2 separate regions of the Mus musculus genome follow, and region 2 is linked to region 1. The links are chromatin loops, found by intact Hi-C in ENCODE. Cell type or tissue: left cerebral cortex. All regions are shown on one strand.

Region 1 (8,000 bases):
AAACAGTCCCATAACAACTAAAGAAATAGAAGTAGTCATTAAAAGTCTCCCAACCCAAAAAAAAAAAAGTCCAGAACCATCTGATTTTAGTGCAGAATTCTATCAAACCTTCAAAAAAGACCTAATACCAATACTCTTCAAACTATTCCACACAATATAAACAGAAGGAACACTACCCAAATTCTTTCTATGAAGCCACAATTACATTGATACCAAAACCACACAAAGACCTAACAAATAAAGAGAACTTCAGACCAATTTCCATTATGAATATTGATGCAAAAATACTCAATAAAATTCTTGCCAATCAAATCCAGGAACACATCAAAACGATAACCCACCAGGATCCATTAGTATGGAGGGATGGATCAATATATGGAAATCCATCCACCACATAAACAAACTCAAAGAAGAACACCACGTGATCATTAGATGCTGAAAAAGCATTTGACAAGATTCAACATCCCTTTATTTTAAAAGTCCTTGAAAGATCCGGAATTCAAGGCCCATACCTAAACATAGAAAAAGCAATATACATCAAGCCAGTAGCCAACATCAAACTAAATGGAGAGAAACTTGAAGCAATCCCACTAAAATCAGGGACTAGACAAGGCTGCATTCTCTCTCCCTAGCTATTCAATATAGTACTTGAAGTTCTACCTAGAGCAACTAGACAGCAAAAGGAGTTCAAAGGGATATAAATTAGAAAAGTAGAACTTAAACTATCACTATTTGCAGATGATATGATAGTATACTAAGTCAACCCACAAACTTCAGCAGAGAACTCCTACAGCTAATAAACAACTTTAGTAAAATGGCTGGATATAAAATTAACTCAAACAAATCAGTAGCTTTCTTGTACTCAAAGAATAAACAGGCTGAGAAAGAAATTAGGGAAACAACATCCTTCACAATATTCACAAACAATAAAAAGTATCTTGGTGTGACTCTAACCAAACAAGTGAAAGATCTGTATAACAAGAACTTGAAGTCTTTGAAGAAATTGAAGAACACCTCAGAAGATGGAAAGATCTCCCATGTTTGTGGACTGGCAGGATTAATATAGTAAAAATTGCCATCTTGCCGAAAGCAAACTACAGATTCAATGTAATTCCCATCAAAATTCCAACTCAATTCTTCATAGAGCTAGAAAGAGCAATTCTCAAATTCATCTGGAAATAGAAAAAAAAATCCAGATATGGAAAACTATTCTCAACAATAAAAGAACTTCTGAGGGAATCAGCATCCTGGACTTCAAGCTGTACTATAGAGCAAAAGTGATTAAAACTGCATGGTATTGGTACAGTGACAGGCACGTAGATCAATGGAATATAATTGAAGACCCAAAAATGAACCCACACACCTATCTATGGTCACTTGATATTTGACAAATGAGCTAAAACATCCACTGGAAAAAAGACAGCATTTTCAACAAATAGTGCTAGTTAAACTGGTGGTTAGCACGCAGTAGAATGCAAATCGATCTGCTCTTATCTTCTTGTACAACACTCAAGTCCAAGTGGATTATGGACCTCCACGTAAAACAATACACTGAAACTGATAGAAAAGAAAGTGGGGAAGAGCCTCGAGAACATTGGCACAGGGGAAAATTTCCTGAACTGAACACCAATAGTTTATGCTCTAAAGTCAAGAATTGATAAATGGAATCCCATAAAATTACAAAGCTTCTGTAAGGCAAAGGACACTGTGAATAGGAGAAAATGGCAACCAAACAGAGTGGGAAAAGATCTTCACCGACCCTACATCTGATAGAGGGTTAATATCCAATATATACAAAGAACTCAAGAAGTTAGATCCAGAGAATCAAATAACTCATTAAAAATGGGGTACAGAGCTAAACAAAGAATACTGAATGGCTAAGAAGCACCCAAAGAAATGCTCAACATCCTTAGTCTTTAGGGAAATGCAAATGAAAACAACCCTGAGAGTCCACCTTACACCAGTCAGTATGGCTAAGATCCAAAATGCAGGTGACATCAGTTGCTGGAAAGAATGTAGAAAATTAGAGACACTCCTCCATTGTTGGTGGGATGGCAAGCTGGTACAACCAATCTGGAAATCAGTCTGGCAGTTCCTCAGAAAACTGGACATAGTACTACCTGAGGATCCTGCTATACCACTCTTGAGCATATACTCAGAAGATGCTCCAACATGTAACAAGGATAATTGCTCCACTATGTTCATTAGCAGCCTTATTTATTATAGCCAGAATCTGGAAAGAACCCAGATGTCCTTCAACAGAGGAATGGATACAGATACAGAAAATGTGGTACATTTACACAACGGAATATGACTCAGCTATTAAAATCAACGACTTCATGAAATTCTTAGGCTAATGTATGTAACTAGAAAATATCATCCTGAGTGAGGTATCCCAATCACAAAAGAACACACATACACTCAGCCCAGAAGCTCGGAATACCCAAGATACAATTCACAGAACAAATGAAGCTCAAGAAGAAGGAAGATCAAAGTATGGATACTTCGGTCCTTGTGAGAAGGGGGAACAAAATACCCATGGGAGGAGATACAACTTGTGGAGCAGAGACTGAAGGAAAGGCCATTCAGAGACTGCTCCACCTAGGGATCCATCCCAAATGCAGTCACCAAACCCAGACTCTATTGTGGGTGACAATAAGTGCTTGCTGACAGGAGCCTGATAGTGCTGTCTCCTGAGAGGTTATGCCAGTGCCTGACATATCTAGAGGTAGATCCTCTTAGCCAATCATTGAACTGAGCACAAGATCCCCAATGGAGGAGCTAGGGAACAGAAAGAAGGAGCTGAAGAAGCTTGCAGCCCCATAGGAGGAACAACAATATGAACCAACCAGGACACCCAGAGCTCCCAGGGACTAAACCACCAACCAGAGTACACATGGAAGGACCCATGGCTATAGCTGCATATGTAGCAGAGGAAGCCCTTATTGGACATCAGTGGGAGGAGAGACCCTTGGTCCTGTGAAGGCTCGATGCCCCAATGTAGGAGAATTCCCAAGACAGGGAAGGAGGAGTGGGTGGGTTGATGAGCAGGTTGTAAAGTTACTCTACAATAAAACAGGGAGGATGGGACAGGAGATTTTCGGAAGAGAAACCAGGAAAGGGAAAAACATCTGAAATGTAAATAAAGAAAATATCTAATAAAATACCTATTAATTTAATAATACTTGTACATATAGTATATGCCCAAGATGATATATTGATCAGGTTTTTAAATGGAAAAAACCCTCATTTGCTAATATCACAACTATACAATTCAGTATGGTACCAGAATGATATAAACCATATCTCAGGTGATATGCTCCATAATAATGTGAAAATAGCTCTATGAACTTTGTACATGTTCGGGTAATCACAGATGAAGACTTCAACCTTTTTGTTTTTTGTTTTCGAGACAGAGTTTCTCTGTATAGCTCTGGCTGTCCTGGAACTCACTTTGTAGATAGGCTGGCCTGGAACTCAGAAATCTGCCTGCCTTGGCCTCCTAGGTGCTGGGATTAAAGGCATGCACCACCACTGTCCTGCTGAAGACCTCAATCTTAACTGCAAAGGATATGAGATCTCAGGATATGAAAATGGCACCTAGCCTATATAATGAATGATTCTAACTAATAGAAATGAGGCACAGGCTAATCTGGGTAGAAGCCATGGAAAGAAAGATCCAACATACATGATACTGAAGCCCTAGACAACTTAGCAAATTACAATATTTGTATGAAATATAGTATAGAACCTGAAATAAGATTGATTACTACCTTAATAATAGAAAAGAGAAAGAGTACAAAAAACAATAAATCAATATTCTTCATGAATATAGACATGAACCCTTAGTAAATTTACAGGAGATGGAAAATGAAAAGGCAAAACTCTATTTCTAGATGATACACTAGGTACATAGAATTCATGTCGTTCTCTAGAGTAACTACTTCTGCAAGGTTCCAAAATTCAAGATTAATATAGAGAAGTCAACTGTAGTTTTATGTGTAACAGCAAGTAACTAAAAAATGAACATTTCAGAAAACCCATTTAAAATAGCACCCAAACCATACACTATTTAAGCCTGGGTCTGATCAAAGACCTGCATCGCTCTACACTGCTGTACAGAAAGGACACTCAGAGAATTCTTTTAGGGCCTATATCATCTGAGATAAATGTCATATACTCCATATGTCAGAAGACTCTGTATTGTTAAGGCATAAAAGGCTCTGAAAATTGATCTAGATGATTCAGTGCAGTTCCAAATGAAGCCCAGCAGGGAGTGGGAGGCAGTGTACACTCAGCTCTATCTTTCATTATGCACAGAACTAACAACACAGATATAACCCAATGCAAAGCTAAAATAAAATTTCTTAGACTAGAACCTGGAGGTGTGAGGATGTGGTTCAGTAGAGAAATAGTACCTATCATGTGGAGGTGTGAGGCTCTGGTTCGGTAGTAGAAACTGTACCTATCATGTGCAAGGTCCTAGGTTTGAACCCTCACAAACTTTCATCCCCCAACACAGGAGAAACAAACAACATGAGAGACAATCTTTAAGACCTTAACATAAGCAAGAATTTTCTAGCACACAGACAGCATGACCCTCCCAAATTATAATTGATTTTGACAGATGTAAATATTTTGTCCTTATAAAACTAGGAATTAAAGACAAGTCATACATGGAAGAAATATATATTTGAGAATATGTAAGACTGTTATATTAAGGAGATAAGACATCTACTTTCAAACATGCTAAAATTTTGGACATACACTTCCCCTAAATAGAAATGGGTAATGAACGTATGATACCACAATGGGATACCACTAAAGAAGTGATTATTATCATAATATGTGTTGACAAAGATGTGCAGGTGGCAATAAGAAATGTTACAACCAGTTTTTAAAATGTGACAATTTATAAAAGGTAAATATACATCTGCATTTGACACAATGTCCACAGCTAGATTCCCCTCCATGTCCCCCTGACCCGGCATAATGAAAAACATGACTGCGGAAGCCTGCTCACCCATGTCTACAGTACAGTACCCACGACAGTCCCATGTGGAAAGCAGCAAATGTTCAGCAATGAAGTGGAAAGTGTACCCTACAATAAAACAGAACTCTTGACATGTAATATCATGTGAGTGAATCTTTGGTTAGTTACGCTATGTGAAGAACCAGCACACAGAATATATATTTTATCATCCCTTTCATATAAAATGCAATACAGAAGAACAAATAACAGTAAGAATGCTTGAAACAAGCCATAAGGACGTTTTATATTTAAATAATTATAGACAAAGAACTACAGGCAACCAGTGACTGCCAAAAATAGGTGAATGAGTCCTTCTAAGGGATGAGCCCCTAACTCTTATTCAATAGCCGATGGTCAGCCCTGAAGTCACAACATAAACACAAGCAACATCAAACAAACTCATTAGGTTGTATTTATGGACTTACTTAACACACATACACTCACCAATAATAACCAAAGGAAAAGGCCATCAACTTATGAGGGGGCAGAGAGGTAAGGAGGGAGGAGGAAAGAGAATGGGAGATATTATGTAATTACATTGTAATTCAAAGTAAAAAAATTAAATGCAAATTAATAGCAAAGCAATTTTCAAAACCACAGCAGTTTTGCTAGGGGATAAGGCTAGACTACAGAGATTCAGAAACTCTCTAAGGAATAAGGGGTCGTCATACAATATTATGATTATAATGATGCTGCAGTTTGGCAGTGTATATAAATATCATAACATGACCAACTACCCACTTTTTTTTTCCATTTTTTATTAGGTATTTCGCTCATTTACATTTGCAATGCTATACCAAAAGTCCCCCATAGCCACCCACCCCCTCTCCCCTACCCACCCACTCCCCTTTTATGGCCCTGGCGTTCCCCTGTACTGGGGCATATAAAGTTTGCGTGTCCAATGGGCCTCTCTTTCCAGTGATGGCCGACTAGGCCATCTTTTGATGCATATGCAGCTAGAGTCAAGAGCTCCGGGGTACTGGTTAGTTCATAATGTTGTTCCACCTATAGGGTTGCAGATCCCTTTAGCTTCTTTGGTACTTTCTCTAGCTCCTTCATTGGGGGCCATGTGATCCATCCAATAGCCGACTGTGAGCATCCACTTCTATGTTTGCTAGGCCCAGGCATACTCTGACAAGAGACAGCTATATCAGGGTCCTTTCAGCATAATCTTGCTAGTGTATGCAATGGTGTCAGCATTTGGAAGCTGATTATGGGATGGATCCCCGGATATGCTAGTGTCTACATGGTCCATCCTTTTATCTCAGCTCCAAACTTTGTCTCTGTAACTCCTTCCAAGGGTGTTTTGTTCCCACTTCTAAGGAGGGGCATAGTGTTCACACTTCAGTCTTCATTTTTCTTGAGTTTCATGTGTTTAGGAAATTGTATCTTATATCTTGGGTATCTTAGGTTTTGGGCTAATATCCACTTATCAGTGAGTACATATTGTGTGAGTTCCTTTGTGAATGTGTTACCTCACTCAGGATGATGCCCTCCAGGTCCATCCATTTGGCTAGGAATTTCATAAATTCATTCTTTTTAATAGCTGAGTAGTACTCCATTGTGTAGATGTACCACATTTTCTGTATCCATTCCTCTGTTGAGGGGCATCTGGGTTCCTTCCAGCTTCTGGCTATTATAAATAAGGCTGCTATGAACATAGTGGAGCATGTGTCCTTCTTACCAGTTGGGGCATCTTCTGGATATATGCCCAGGAGAGGTATTGCTGGATCCTCCGGTAGTACTATATCCAGTTTTCTGAGGAACCGCCAGACTGATTTCCATAGTGGTTGTACAAGCCTGCAATCCCACCAGCAATGGAGGAGTGTTCCTCTTTCTCCACATCCACGCCAGCATCTGCTGTCACCTGAATTTTTGATGTTAGCCATTCTGACTGGTGTGAGGTGGAATCTCAGGGTTGTTTTGATTTGCATTTCCCTGATGATTAAGGATGTTGAGCATTTTTTCAGGTGCTTCTCTGCCATTCGGTATTCCTCAGGTGAGAATTCTTTGTTCAGTTCTGAGCCCCATTTTTTAATGGGGTTATTTGATTTTCTGAAGTCCACCTTCTTGAGTTCTTTATATATGTTGGATATTAGTCCCCTATCTGATTTAGGATAGGTAAAGATCCTTTCCCAATCTGTTGGTGGTCTTTTTGTCTTATTGACGGTGTCTTTTGCCTTGCAGAAACTTTGGAGTTTCATTAGGTCCCATTTGTCAATTCTCGATCTTACAGAGCAAGCCTTTGCTGTTCTGTTCAGGAATTTTTCCCCTGTACCCATATCTTCAAGGCTTTTCCCCACTTTCTCCTCTATAAGTTTCAGTGTCTCTGGTTTTATGTGAAGTTCCTTGATCCACTTAGATTTGACCTTAGTACAAGGAGATAAGTATGGATCGATTCGCTTTCTTCTACATGATAACAACCAGTTGTGCCAGCACCCAACTACCCACTTTAAATAACAAGTCTATAGCAGTTAAGCTATTCCCCATGGAAGTTGATGAGAAAAAATAATTCTTACAGTGTTAGGCTAGGATGCAACGCAGGATGTCATCCACAGTTCTAGGAATGAATGGTATCTCAAGATTAAAGACCAAAGATATGCAGTGAATATTGCTAATGGTGTTTCAGATGAATAGGTACAGATCAACAATTCTGACACTGATATGTATGTGTCCTGGATTGAATGACCAAGAAATGACTCCTAATGACCTATTGTTACACTCATAGATTAGGACATGTCTCATCCCTCATCAAAGAACCTTGTTTTTGCAATAGATGGAGATTAAACCATAGGCCCACAATTGGTCAAGGTTCAGAGAATAAGAGACTAAGGGATGCTCGGTCCTATACGGGACATCTCATTATACCTCCTCCTCTTGAGGATCAGGGATCACTGTGAAAAAATGAGTGGAAAGATTGTCAGACCCAGAGACGGCAGCCAGCTACAAGAAAACAGCATTTTCTGGA
Region 2 (8,000 bases), 80 kb before region 1:
AAAGTGATCATGTATACATATACTTTATGCATGAATGTATGTATCAGGTATGTGAGCATTGAGTGATTATGGCTAAAACCCAGAGGAAGGAGGCCCACACATTTAAGATAAAGAAGATAGATAGTAGGCCTTTTAGAACTGGACAGCAGAGACTAAGATGTAGCTGCTCGAGTTTCCCAGTATCATGGTGGATCCACATGGATCTGCCACCAAAGGAATCAGATTTTAATAAAGCTGACAAGATTAGGTTTTAGTTGTTGAGCCCAGAGATTGAGTTACCATTGTTTCTGAACTAAGTTTATGTTGCATTTTCCTTCACACAGAAACTTGTCTGGGTTCAAGACAGAAAGGTACCGTGGCAAAGCACGGGTTTGCCAGATGTGCACCATAAAGGCCATGGGGGATTTGAAGCATGGGATTAGCATGGTAACATTCCGCCAGTGGGAACCTAGTGAGCTGAGTGGAGACATTTCAGGAGCTCCAAACCAGAGAATCTCCACAAAATAAAACAGATTGGCCATTGCCCACCAGTGCTTGGTCAGCCAGGCTGCTAGGGCAGAGGAATAACTGCTGGAGCAAGCTGGGTCACTTCCCCTTTACAGGTGGCAAACCAATGTCTTGGGAAAGAATCCACTAGAAAATTAAGATTATTAGCCTGAGAGTTAGAGTTTTATTTATTTTCTTTTTTTTTTTTTTTAAGTGAGTAGCTGGGACGAGTCATGAGAGACAAGTCAACGTGGACTCAAGCACAGGAATTGAAACAAAGAAACTGCTGGTAGGCTCTGTGGGGGAATGCAGGCTGTTCTGAGTCAGAGAGCTGTAGAATGGAAGTTGCCTACTTCTTGGGGCAGAGATTGATTGAACTGTGAATTTATAAAACTGGGACTATTTGCTTTTAGGATAGATTTATATACAGATTTTTGTCCAAATCATATGGGTAATTTCAGCTGTGGTTCAGAACTAGGATAAGGAAAATTAGTCACTGACATCAAGTGAGAGGGCAGTGAACAGGTATTAATAAAATAAATGTCTGTGGCTCTAGGCAGAGAGCCGGATAGATGGTATAACAAGTTGGCTGCTCTAGGCAAAAAGCTGAACCATAAGATGGTATAAGATTGCGTTACTTGCCTTGCAGGACACTCATATTCTGTCTAACGTGGGCTCCATGGGTATACTGGGTTTTATATTCTCTTGGCAACATAGGAAACGGCTAAGTATAGGCACATGCAGTATTTTAGTTTACTTCATTTATTTTGGATTGTTTTAATTTGAACTAGGATAGGGACTATTAGTCATTGACTCCAGAGTAGAGATTGCAGTGATAATCATTGCCTGCCTTGAACAGGTATTAATTGTCTATGTCTGTGGCTCCAGGTAGAGAGTTCAACAGACAGATATTATACAGGTATTAATAAAATATATCTATGGCTCTGGGCAAAGAATAAATGGAAAAATGGTATAGATTGTTTAACCAGCCACCAGAAGCTCATATTCTGCTAATGTGGGCTCTATGGGAATCTTGAGTGTCTTTTCCTGTTTGGAAAGATAGGAAAGACCTAGTATAGGCACATGCAGTACCTTAATTTACTTCATTTGTTTTATATTGTTTTAATTTTCAAAATGGGTGTGATGTTGAGTTTTGTGGTTATATTATTCCTCCGGGAGAGAGGTCCAAATAAAGGTTTTTTTGTTTTTTTGGGTTTTTTTTTTTTGTTTTTTTTGTTTTTTTTTTTTTTTTTTTGTTTTTGTTTTGTTTTTTCTGGTTACTGGCTCAAGGATATGCTGATTTGGGAAAAATGTTTTGTCTTTATGTTTTTGGAAAAGGTGATTAAGGTATTAACCTTTCAGAGTTATGGGGATCAGATTTGATAAAGGAAAACCCCTGAAGAACTAGATTCCAGAGAATCAAACAAAAAGGTTATCTTGATGATACTAAAAATTTGTTTTGAGATTTGTATATTACAGAATATACAGCCTTGGTGAGTCTCCACTTGAACTCCGGATGTCTTGGACTTTCAGCCGGATTCAGCCAAGACACAGACATCAGAGACTAAATCAATTGTTGGTGTAGCCTTCTTATACTCAACCAACTCTATTTTCCCTATCCTTCCCCCTTCCCCACTGCCCCCAAATATCTCAACACCCATATTCAGCTTAAAGAAGTTATAAAGAGGATGTCTTGGACTTTCATCTGAATTCAGTCAAGACACATACATCAGATACTAAATTAATTGTTGGTGTGGCCTTCTTAAGGCCAACCAACTCTATTTTCCCTACCCCACCCCTCAATATCTCAATGGCCATATTCAGCTTGAAGAAGTTATGAAGAGTCGTGATCCCATTTCCCTGGGCTTTGGGCCTGGAGGGGGTTATTATAGGTTGTCTTTCCAGGGAATGCAGAAATGGTCATAAGTGGAACAGGGAGGAATAGCTAGAATTGTTGCATAGCCATAATCTCATTTTGTAGAAATCTTTTTGTTACTGAGTTGAAGTCATAATTTCTTATTTTGGTACAGAATTTAATTTGATGCAAAAATCAAGGTTTTCACTGGTATAAATTTCTTCTATTGATACAAAAATTTTAAAAGTACAGGTCTTTGACCCAGTCCTTCTGTAACTGTTATTATAAACTGATCTAAGATGATTAAGTCTGTGAGTTAAGGGCCAAATAGCAAATTCATGGCTCTGAGTTTATTGTTAGATTGTTTTCAGAGATTTTAATTAGCAATAGCTGAGAGTAGTTAACGTAGAACAGTCCAGATTACTTTATATAGATAGTTGGTTTTCAAAAACATTAGAAATCCAGAGAATGTGACATTTAATGTTATTTATTCACTTGTGGTTGAGACAAGTCTACTCCTGACACATTCCCTTTCTTGGATTCAAAGAAGAAATTGAGCATCATTGGAGTTGCACCAGTTGTGGTGAGACAGCCACTAGGCAAGAATTGCCTCATTTCATGTACAGACAAAATACTGTCCAGAAAAAGGACACACTATGTGGAATAGTCAACTGACAATCTCTGCCACAACAGAGTAATCAGCCCTTCAAAATTTTGCATTACAAAGGTCTGTCAGATGATCCTGGGCCAGAAGGCTGAAGACCTGTCGACGCTCCAACATTTTGAAGTACAGGGACTGTCCAGGTGATCAGCGCTCTCTATAGATTGGCTAAGTTTTGGAAGCTACATTTTGTGCTTCTCATATTTTCAGGTAGTATTAGTTGTTCTTGGATTTCTGATGGGGTTGAAGACTGGTAATCTCATAGCCAATCAAAGTTGTTTAGCACTGAGAAAGATAATATAGGTTTGAGAGGACGGTTTTCAGATGGCTTACAATCTAAAGCCAGGACATGAGTCAGGTGTAGAATGATAAGTCTTTTAATTTAGGATACATGACAATGTTCTATCTTAATGACAAAATTGATGGACTGAGTGTTAGGGCTATCTTCTACTTTATATATTACAAAATGATAATAGTTGTGCTCTATTTATATTTGAGAGAAAGGTTCTGTTTTTTTTTTATTAGAACAGTAAGAGGGAAGTGTTGTGGATGACCCTGATGCTGTTCTTGTAAGCCAGTCTCCTAATGAATAAAAGAGTCAATCACTGGGTGAGTAGGTGGGACTTCCCAGTTGGATGGAGGAAGAAGGAAAGAGTAGAATGGCACAGCAGAGAGGTAAGATGTAGCTGCTAGTTTCCCAGTATCATTGCAGATCTGCAAGGATTCACCACTGAAGGAATCAGATTTAATAAGGCTTACAAGATTAGGTTTTAATTGTTGTGCCTAGAGATTGAGTTACCATTGTTTCTGAAAAAAACAAAAAAACAAAAAACAAAAGAAGATAGATAGAATGAGAGAGAGAGAAAGAAAGAAAGAAAGAAAGAAAGAAAGAAAGAAAGAAAGAAAGAAAGGAAGGAAGGAAGGAAGGAAGGGAGGGGAGGGAGGAGAAAAAGAGAAAGAAAGAAAGAAAGAAAGGAAGAAAGAAAGAAAGAGAAAGAAAGAAAGAAAGAAAGAGAGAAAGAGAGAAAGAGAGAGAGGGAGAGAGGGAGGAAGGAAACAGAGTTGGTAGTAGGTATTTAAAAATGTTCTCATTTTTGATTGTGTAGTAAGTAGTCATACAGGAAAAATTGCTACATGCTAATTAATGAGCTATATAGTTTAGGTTGGTGTTCTTTTCAGAATGTGCCTTGAATTTCAATGAATGTATATATGGTTGCAGGAAGAAATTAGGGATGTATTGGTATAAAGTGTGGTTAATAATGCACTTTATTCATTGGCGTGGTGAGATGTATCAGTGGGTAAGGGTACCCAAGACTCATTACCTGAGTTCAATCCCTAGAACTCACATCATGGAAGAGAGAACTGACTGTCACAAGTCGTCCTCCAACACCACCCGCACACTACTCTGTGCAGTGCTTCCGTCTCTCTTCTGACTCAGAACATCTGGCTTAAATCCTACTCCCCTACTAGGTGACTTTGTGTGCAGGCAGATGATTCATCCAACATTCAGTCTCTCTCTAACTCCCACTGCAGCTTGACACCCCAGTAGCTGTAGTCTGTAGTTTCCTATCTTTTGAAACCTCTTCTGAATTATTCTCAACATTTCAGTTCTTTGACCCCTTGGTCGCATGTTCTGTGTGCTCACTTCCTCTCTTACCTATTGAATTTGGGTTGCGCATTTTGTCTCTTCAGCCACTTTCCTTCCAATACTCTTGTGTCCCTTGCCTATTGCCTCTGCATCTTAATTCTGATGAAGTCCCAGTTCTGGATGACTGCCTACTCTACCCTTGAGTCCAGGGTGCCAAACACTTCTTCAGAGAATCACATAACTGCCCTAGCTCCCAGGGGTCCTTCATACTTCCTGCACATCTTGATAATGTCTCTAGTCCCTTTTTCATCTCTCCCAGAAAGGAACTCAATCTGCATTTGTTCTAAAACTGCATCCATCCCTGTCTGTAATGAAGATAAACTTCCTTCCCACCTTACAGTAAAAAAGGGACAAACCACAAATATCCTCTTATCCCACTAACTGTATCTGATCATAGCACATGCGGGAGGCGGTTGCGGCCACATGGGCCTAGATGGCGCCCTGGCTCATTGCCAGGACCCGCACATGTTTACTGCCTTGCCCGAGCATGCGCAGTGAGGCTGCATGCGTGGGCTGCCTACCAGGCTGGACTGTTGTGATCCGGACCTGTCAGACCGACCTGAGCTTGTGCCTGGATGAGGTGGGGTGGAGCGAGATGAGGTCAGTCAGTGCGAGTATAGGAGGGTTGTTGTTGCCCTTGCCCCGAGTGGAGAGAGCTGTAAGAGAGAAAGCTGCGAGTAAAAGAAGCTGTTGCGTGAACCGGATGGACTTGGTGTCTGTGTCGTTCTTGTCTCTGTGGGTTGGAGACTGCAGCAAGCACATATTTGTTTCTTATTGCAGAGGAAGAGCCACCCTTCATTCCTTTACTATACCCTCTTTCTAGGGCTGTGTTCTTTTGGCTCTACCCCTCCTGTATCCCTACTTTTTAAACACCCCAGTTTTTCCCACTGGAAATGAACAAATCAACAATGATGAAGAACAAAGCTTTCTTTTACTCTTCATGCTCTTCTCTGAGAATCACCCACCTCCCTCTCCAATCATAGAAAGATCTCCTGTGCTGTGTTTGCTTCCTCATCTCCCACACCAATCAACAAGCCATACAACATGTTTATTTACCACAAGAACACAGATGACTTTGGTGCTGCTAGTTGGACAAGCACACTTCAGGCTTTTCTTAACAAGGATCCTCTGAAGCTGAGGCCCACTCATGCCTGAGTTCCTCAATACTAGAACTTTCTGGTCTGCACATGCTCACAGCACCCCTCCTTCATGCTGTTCAGAGGTGATCAACTCTTTTAAGGAAAGCAAGCTTTTCAGCCTCCTTTTAGGCTGTCTTCACTCTACATTTTACACATGCCTGAGTGATGTCATCTATCCCTGAGGCCTCATTACCATTTATTGCTGATAGCATAAAACTCAATATCTCTATTCCTGAACCATCTCATGAGGGTTCCAATACATGGGTCTTGGCCAAGACATCTTTCATGTTCTTTAACCTTAGGATCTGCATTCCCAACTCACACCTGTTAATGGCACTGCATGTGGGCCAGTTCCCCCATACTGTCAGCTTGACCTCCTCAGTGTCAGATGGTTAGTGCCACTATGATTTAGTTCCTCATGCCTCTGCCCCCACCTACACCAGTTTGATGCTTTGCTTGGGTTATTTGTCCTTCTTCTGGTCTCCTGGCCCCAATCCTCCTCTGTCCAATCGTTTCCATACTATAGCCAGGTTAACCTGCAGCTGTTCAAACATTTGCTTTTCATTACATTTAGAACCCAAGCGAACAGAGTCCATGTCTGTGCTGTTAACCTAGCAACTACTATAGTACCTGGTAATCAATAAAGCTATAAAGAAGTATTTATGAAAGAGATAGACAAACATATTCTTATCCTTATCTAATTTAGAGGAAATAAAGAAATAGCCCTAGAGACATCTTGTGGGTACCGTTATGTTACTGCTTATCTAGGCACCCCAGAGTTTGGTGCAGATATGGTCCATATTTGCTGAGCCAACAAGGAGCAAATCTCAGAACTGAGATGTTAAGGCACTCTGCATTGTGACACAGTGGAAGCATCTGAGGGAGGAAGCAGTGGGACTTCTCCAAGACAGATGAGAAGTCACCTGCCAGTTAACAACTGTCACAGCATCTGACTAGTGCACACACTGATCCTATCAATCATGTGACCAGTGTACACACTCCTTCCCATCATGTGACCAGTATACCCACTCTTTCCCATAGTGTGACCAGTGCACTCACTCCTTCTCATGGCTTTTTTGTCTTCTATCACACCAGCTTATCTCTTATTTCTGCTACTGTAATATCAACTAAGGGCAGTAATTTTGTTCTATTTTGCTATTAAACCTATAACTAGTGTTCAATGAATATTATTAAATTATATTGATTGAACAGGGATTGTTAAATGTTTACTTTGTGTAATTAAGATAACATATTATTAACATAATTTTGTCTCTACTTTAGATATTAAAGAAGAGTCCGTGAAAATTGTATAATATCCTTAAGATGTAGCTTAGAGTTATAGATAATAGTACCAAAGGAAACACAAATAACATGGAAGAAAATTCGAAATGTATCAATATCACAATAAAAATAAACTTTCTGATTTAGAGACAAAACAGACTAAAATTTGAACAATTCAAACATATATAAAGGTATGTGTGTGTGTGCTAAGCAAGTGAGATGATGTAAGCCTGCTACAGTCTACCTCTCCCATTGATTGAAAAAAGAAAAAGAAACAATCCCATGTGATCATCTCATTAGATGCAGAAAAGGCCTTTAACAATATCCAACTCCCCTCATGGTAAAAGTCCCAGACAGATTAGGGATGTAAGGGATGTACCTAAACATAATAAAGGAAATGTACAGCAAGCATATGGCCAATATCAATTAAATAAAGGCATTCCATTAAAATCCGGAACAAGATAAGGTTGTCCATTTTCTCCATATCTGTTCTGTATAGTACTTGAAGTTTTAGCTAGAGCAATAAGACAACTGAAGGAGATCAAGGGGATACAAATTGGAAAAGAAGAAGTCCAAAGTATTGTTATTAGCAGGTGATATGACATTATATGCAAGTGACCTTAAAAATCCCACCAGGGAGTTCCTTCTGCCAATAAAAACTTTCAATGAAGTAGCTGGATACAAGATTAACTAAAAAAACAACAAAACAAAACAAAAACAAAACAATTCAGTAACAGTAGCCCTCCTATATACAAATGACAAATGAACTGAAAACTAATTCAGGGAATAATACCTTTCACAATAGTCTCAAATTTAAAATATCCTGGGGTGACTCTAACCAAGCAAATGAAAGATCTCCATGATAAAATCTTTAAGTCTTTAAAGTAATTGAAGCAGATTCCTGAAGATGGAAAGATCTTCCATGCTCTC

Evidence for each region. Hi-C counts contacts between places; a loop is a spot of excess contacts. Peaks named below come from ENCODE experiments on the same cell type or tissue, not always from the same donor. Only the 100,000 strongest peaks of a DNase experiment are listed, where the experiment ranks them.
Region 2: a loop joins it to region 1, with 2.3 times the contacts of the local background. A loop is called at or near these places in 2 of 42 quality-filtered maps.

What each region holds. Positions count from the first base shown.
Region 1 is chr13:91,068,274-91,076,273 of GRCm38, forward strand. The region is part of intron 3 of Atg10 (autophagy related 10); the gene reads right to left. Among named protein-coding and RNA genes, the nearest start is that of Gm46434, 140 kb to the left of the region's middle. In left cerebral cortex, a CTCF peak has its summit at 4,265; a DNase peak (open chromatin) is centred at 4,290.
Region 2 is chr13:90,988,690-90,996,689 of GRCm38, forward strand. All of the region lies in intron 5 of Atg10 (autophagy related 10), which reads right to left. Among named protein-coding and RNA genes, the nearest start is that of Gm46434, 61 kb to the left of the region's middle. In left cerebral cortex, no CTCF peak of the experiment used is centred here; DNase peaks (open chromatin) are centred at 4,473 and 5,164; H3K27ac peaks cover 1,130 bases.